Linked DNA regions of Homo sapiens: region 2 is linked to region 1. A link is an interaction called in ENCODE POLR2A ChIA-PET data of the cell type or tissue named here. Cell type or tissue: Panc1. All regions are shown on one strand. Links, peaks and the distances in the headings refer to the core of each region. The heading gives the core; the rest is flanking DNA.

The links. ChIA-PET counts read pairs that join two places held together with the same protein. Peaks named below come from ENCODE experiments on the same cell type or tissue, not always from the same donor. Only the 100,000 strongest peaks of a DNase experiment are listed, where the experiment ranks them.
Region 2: POLR2A ChIA-PET joins it to region 1 with 6 read pairs; 5 of 35 experiments call an interaction of 5 or more read pairs at or near these places.

Annotation. Positions count from the first base shown.
Region 1 is chr11:59,553,556-59,556,465 of GRCh38, reverse strand. The region is part of intron 3 of LOC102723575 (a long non-coding RNA gene); the gene reads right to left. It overlaps TRK-TTT5-1 (tRNA-Lys (anticodon TTT) 5-1), which reads right to left and starts at 37; the gene lies at 1-37. RefSeq lists silencers at 1-77, 61-110. In Panc1, for the core only: no CTCF peak of the experiment used is centred there; no DNase peak of the experiment used is centred there; H3K4me3 peaks cover 962 bases; H3K27ac peaks cover 795 bases.
Region 2 is chr11:59,503,296-59,506,205 of GRCh38, reverse strand. It overlaps OR4D11 (olfactory receptor family 4 subfamily D member 11), which reads right to left and starts at 2,630. Exons shown (of 1, transcript NM_001004706.1): 1 at 1,695-2,630. The coding sequence starts at 2,630. The coding sequence ends at 1,695. In Panc1, for the core only: no CTCF peak of the experiment used is centred there; no DNase peak of the experiment used is centred there.

The DNA.
Region 1 (2,910 bases), core at 263-2,762:
TAAAAGTCTGATGCTCTACCGACTGAGCTATCCGGGCCCCTGAAGAAAAGCGTTTGCTTAGTCTATCCACAGGAAAATAGGCCACGTGGCCGCATTCTTTCCCTTCGCGATTACAATTCTGAGTCTTTTTGCTGATTTCTTGAGAGATGAACCGGCAAAATTGACAATGAGCAGGCGTTCAGCAAAATCGAGTCTTCATTTCTCCTTTTCTCCCATCATAGACGATAAAGACCCAAAAAGTAACCTCCTTCCTGACCTGCTCCGCGCCCTTACTGGAATTTCCCAGGAGGAATCCTCCCAGATTTAAGACATTTGACCGGGCCTCCGGGTAAACAGCGGGATTGCTAATTCCAGTTTTGGTCTTTGAGGAGTCAGTCCTAGAGCTTCTTGTGGGAGAAGCAGTGATGAAAAATTAGGTTTCCAATAATCGATTGGACTCAGTAAGTGGCTACTTACTGAGTGCAAACCGCACTCTCGGAACTAAGCAAGTACTGGGGCCGCAAAGACAAAGTCTCGGCCCTCAGTGGAACTGGAAGACGCGCAAAACAGAAGACCCTAGTCACGCGCGTTGGTGGTGGGATGCCAGCCTTTGCGGACCCCGGAGGACTTGGTCGGCACCCGAATTAAGAGCCAAGTTTTCCAGGGAGTGATGATGCCTGAACCGAGCTGTGGATAGCGACTGGGCACCTGAAGACTTGGAAAGAGGTTTCTAGCCGAGGGAAGAGCAAATGGAAAATGATGATATTTACTAACCTTGGGCATCTGACCATTTAGCTAAAGCATCCATTGAAAGATTTTGATCAGGCAAGCTACAGGCTGGATTTTATCTTTTTAGGGAGTCTGTTACCTTGGTAGCTGTGTCCCAGACGTACCTAATTAGTCAATTCTATAATTCGACCTGTTTCTTCATAACTTCTTTGCCATCTCATTTCTTAAAGCATTGGATCCCTTGAAAGAGAATTAAGCTGGGCATTGTGGCTCACGCCTGTAATCCCAGCACTTTGGGAGGCCGAGGCGGGAGGATCATTAGGTCAGGAGATCAAGACTGTCTTGGCTAACACAGTGAAACCCCGTCTCTACTAAAAAATACAAAAAAAAAAAAAAAAAAAAAATTAGCCAGGCGTGGTGGCGGGTGCCTGTAGTCCCACCTACTCGGGAGGCTGAGGCAGGAGAATGGTGTGAACCCAGGAGGCGGAGCTTGCAGTGAGCAGAGATCGAGCCACTGCACTCCAGCCTGGGCGACAGAGAGAGACTCCGTCTCAAAAAAAAAAAAAAAAAAAAAAAAAAAAAAGAAAGAAATTAAAGCATTTCTGTATATGAGCATATATAAACATATATCCTTTAATAATACATATAATTATATATAAATCTTGTTTGCGTATACATGGAAGGTCTATAAAGATAGAAAATAACCTGATAAAAAGGCTACATTTTGAGGAATGGCAATGAAGCCTGTGAGAGGACGTTTTCACTATTTTCTTTTTCTTTTCTTTTCTTTCTTCTTTCTTTCTTTTCTTTCTTTTTTTCTTTCTTTCTTTCTTTCTTTCTTTCTTTCTTTCTTTCTTTCTTTCTTTCTTTTTCTTTCTCCTTCCTTCCTTTCTTTCTTTCTTTCTTTTTTCTTTTTTTTCTTTTTTTGTCGCCCAGGCTGGAGTGCAATGGCGCGACCTCGGCTCACTGCAACCTCCTCCTCTCGGGTTCAAGCGATTCTCCTGCCTCAGCCTCCTGAGTAGCTGGGACTACAGGCGCCCGCCACCATGCCCGGCTAATTTTTGTATTTTTAGTAGACACGGGGTTTCACCATGTTGGTCAGGCTGGTCTGGAACTCTTGACTTCACGTGATCCGCCTGCCTCAGCCTCCCAAAGTGCTGGGAAAAATATGATTTGTTATTAACAAAATATTCCATGCTTCTGGGATGGCAGAAGTGGCACCTTAGATCAAAGCTTCCTTTGAAGTTTTTCTATAAAGAGCCAGAAGAAAAGGGTTAAATCACACACTTCCTCCTCTGCGGGACTCCCTCCTTGCCTCATTGTTTTGGATGGGAGTTGTTGGTATTGAAAAATCACAAATTTGACAGGTGCAGTTTTCACAAATGAAGATGTGGATCCCTAGGCATCAGATGGCAAGCCTCGGCTCAAGGAAGAAAACTAAAACCAGACCCCTTGGAAAGGAGGTGCCTGTGTCTCGTGAGGTCAGTCCCACGGGGTTATGAGCCTTTGGTCTGTTTCTTTCCAAACCTCTGAACCTCCACTTCTTTTTTTTCTTCTTCTTTTTTTTTTTTTTGAGACGGAGTCTCGCTCTGTCGCCCAGGCTGGAGTGCAGTGGCGCAATCTCAGCTCACTGCAACCTCCGCCTCCTGAGGTCAAGCTATTCTCCTTCCTCGGCCTCCTTAGTAGCCAGGATTAAAGGCGCACGCCACCATGCCCGGCTAATTTTTGTATTTTTAGTAGAGACGGGGTTTCACCATGCTGGCCAGGCTGGTCGCGAACTCCTGACCTCGCGATCCACCCGCCTCGGTGTCCCAAAGTGCTGGGATTATAGGCGTGAGCCACCACGCCCGGTGAACCTCCACTTCTTACAAAAGTGCCAGGTACACTGAGTTACTGAGTACAGTAACTGAGTAACACTGGTCACTGAGTACAGCTTTGAATGAATAAGAGCATGAAGATGCGTTTCCTGTTCTGGGACTGACCAGCTTGATAGGCACCAAACACAGACCAAAAGTCTCAAACTCTTAACTGTATCAAGTGTTAACTGTGTGGTAGTGGACTGCTTAACACTGGGAAGTAGGCCGGATGCGGTGGCTCACACCTGTAATCCCAACATTTTGAGACGCTGAGGCGGGCGAATCGCTTGAGGCCACGAGTTCGAGAGAAGGCTAACCAACATGGCGAAATCCCACCTCTACAAAA
Region 2 (2,910 bases), core at 136-2,635, 50 kb after region 1:
CTATGACCTTTGGAGAGAGAGGTGAAATAACTTGCTCAAGATCGCACAGCTGGTGGATGGCAGAGATAGGATTCATACCTGGGTCTGTATGACTCTGAAATTAGAGCTTTCATCCACCATGCTTTACTGCTCTCCCAGATAATAACACTAGCCTATACTGCCTCTTCACAAACACTAGAAGTTTGAAAAAATAGACCGGGTAGAGTTTTTTCTTCTTAAACTCTCCCATTCTCTCTTTCCAGTGAAAAGAAATGTGAATTCTCAATGGTGAGGCCAAGGCAAAACTGACCCTTGTAAGGCTGCAACTGGAAAATCGGTCCTTTGATGGTAGAGATAAATTGCTTCATGTGTGTGGTTTCTGAAGTTTTGCCTTTATCCAAACTCATCATGAGAATGTGTGGCATGTCTAGTTCTGCATTAAGATATATACCTTTAGGCCATGATGAGAAATCTTCCCAAGCCTCATCAATCTTGATAGGAATCCAGGAGGATAACCATTATGTTCCTATGAAGTTCTCAGTAGCTCATGAGCCCACTTTAGTTTAATTCAGCAGAGGCCAATTTCTCAATCTGCAATAGGCTATGCATACCCACATATATGTACTCCAGAGGCATTGATCATGAGATCCTTCTGGAACAGGATTATAGTTTGGTATAGACAGGTCCAACAATGTAATAAATTACATTCATGTGGTGGAAGAACAATGGGTTGAGCATCTGAAGATGTCTCTGTAATTAACTTAATATAAGACCTTGAACACATCACTTTATCTCTCTGGGCTTTTATTTCCTTATCTTCTGAAAAAAATGTTGGACTTAATCATCTTATCTGCCTGCCATATAGCTGTCTTGATTGACATAAGGTTACTTGGTCTTTGGAAAAGTAACAGTCAGTTCACTCCTATAACACTAGTTAGTTCATGCTGCACAGAAGCTTAGGTTATCAGTTATCTACTAACTGAAATAGGAAGACAAATTGTTCATAGTCAGTATAGTTGGTTTACTGACAATGTATCTGAGTATGTAAATGTGAATTCATGGGAAAAATAATATAAGGTGTCCTTGGTGATGAAGAGCTGAATTTGTTTTCTTTTCTTTTTTTTTTTTTTTGAGACAGAGTCTCACTGTGTTACCAGGTTGGAATGCAGTGGCGCGATCTCGGCTCACTGCAACCTCTGCCTCTTGGGTTCAAGTAATTCTCCTGCCTCAGCCTCCCGAGTAGCTGGGACCACAGGCGCCTGCCACCACGCCCAGCTAATTTTTTGTATTTTTAGTAGAGACGAGGTTTCACCGTGTTAACCAGGATGGTCTCGATCTCCTGACCTCGTGATCTGCCCGCCTCGGCCTCCCAAAAAAATTACAGGCATGAGCCACCGCGCCCGGCCTCTTTTTTTTTTTTTTTTTGAGATGGAGTCTTGCTGTGTTGCCAGGCTGGAATGCAGTGACGCAATCTTGGCTCACTGCAACCTCTGCCTCCTGGGTTCAAGTAATTCTCCTGCCTCAGCCTCCTGGTAGCTGGGACTACAGGTGCGCACCATCATGCCCAGCTAATTTTTGTATTTTTAGTAGAGACAGGGTTTCACCATGTTGGCCAGGATGGTCTCGATCTCTTGACCTCATGATCCACCCGCCTTGGCCTCCCAAAGTGCTGGGGTTACAGCTGTGAGCCACCGCGCCTGGCCTGGATTTGTTTTCTATTCCCTTTCAGAAGGCACGAGTCTTCTCTTCAGTCTTCTCATGGCTGACTTCATTTCCTGGTTCCTCAGAGTGTAGATCAAAGGGTTCAGCAGAGGGGAGATGACAGTGAAGGTGACAGAGATGGCCTTTTCTGTGGGGAGGGCAGTGAAGGGCCGGGCATAGACATAGATGCAGGGCACAAAATGCAGGGTCACCACAGTGATGTGGGAGGTGCAAGTGGAGATGGCTTTCCTCCTGCCCCCTCCTGCCTGAGACCTCAGCGTCATTAGGATGACTGTGTAGGACACAAGCAGGAAGATAAACCACAGGGTAGTGACCAGGCCATTGTTGGAAATCATCAAGAACTCAAGAGCAAAAGTGTCAGTGCAAGTGAGTTTGAGGACCTGGGGGACATCGCAGTAGAAAGTGTCAAGAACATTGGGTCCACAGAAAGGGAGAGGCAGCAACAGGGAGATCTGCACGATGGAGTGGACAAAGCCCCCCATCCAAGAGGCAGAGATGAGGGCAGTGCATTGCCCTCTACTCATGATGGTCACATAGTGCAGGGGCTTGGAGATGGCCATGTAGCAGTCAAACGCCATCACAGAGAGAGAAAAAATGTCTGCCCCACCAAGGAGGTGGAAGAGAAATATCTGTGTCATGCAGCTTGTATAGGATATGGTCTTTTTCTTTGACAGAAGGTCCAGCAAGACTTTAGGAGCAGTTGTGGAGGAGAAGCAGATGTCAAGGATGGCTAGATTGCGGAGCAGGAAGTACATGGGGGTGTGAAGGCGAGACTCACAGGTCACGGTGACCATGATGAGGAGGTTTCCCAGCAGAGTCGTCATGTACACAAGACATAAAAAAAGAAACAAGACCAAACTCTGGTCTTGGGATTGAGTAAGTCCCAGAAATATAAATTCTTTTACTCTGGTGACATTTCCCAACTCCATTGAATCATGTTTTCTCTTTCCTGAATATCTTGGAAAAAATAATGTTATTTCAGAAAGTGTTTACTCTCTCTTAACAGATTCAAGTATTAGGTCTGAAAACTTGTGAGATATTACAATTTCAAGTTTATTGCCAATGCATGTAAAATGACATCTTATTATACAATCATGCATACACTTATATAAATTACAATTTTAAAAAATGTATAAAAATAATGTTGCAGTTATTCAAGATACTTAGGACATTATTCAAGATAAACAGAGGGGGATATTAATTATTTAG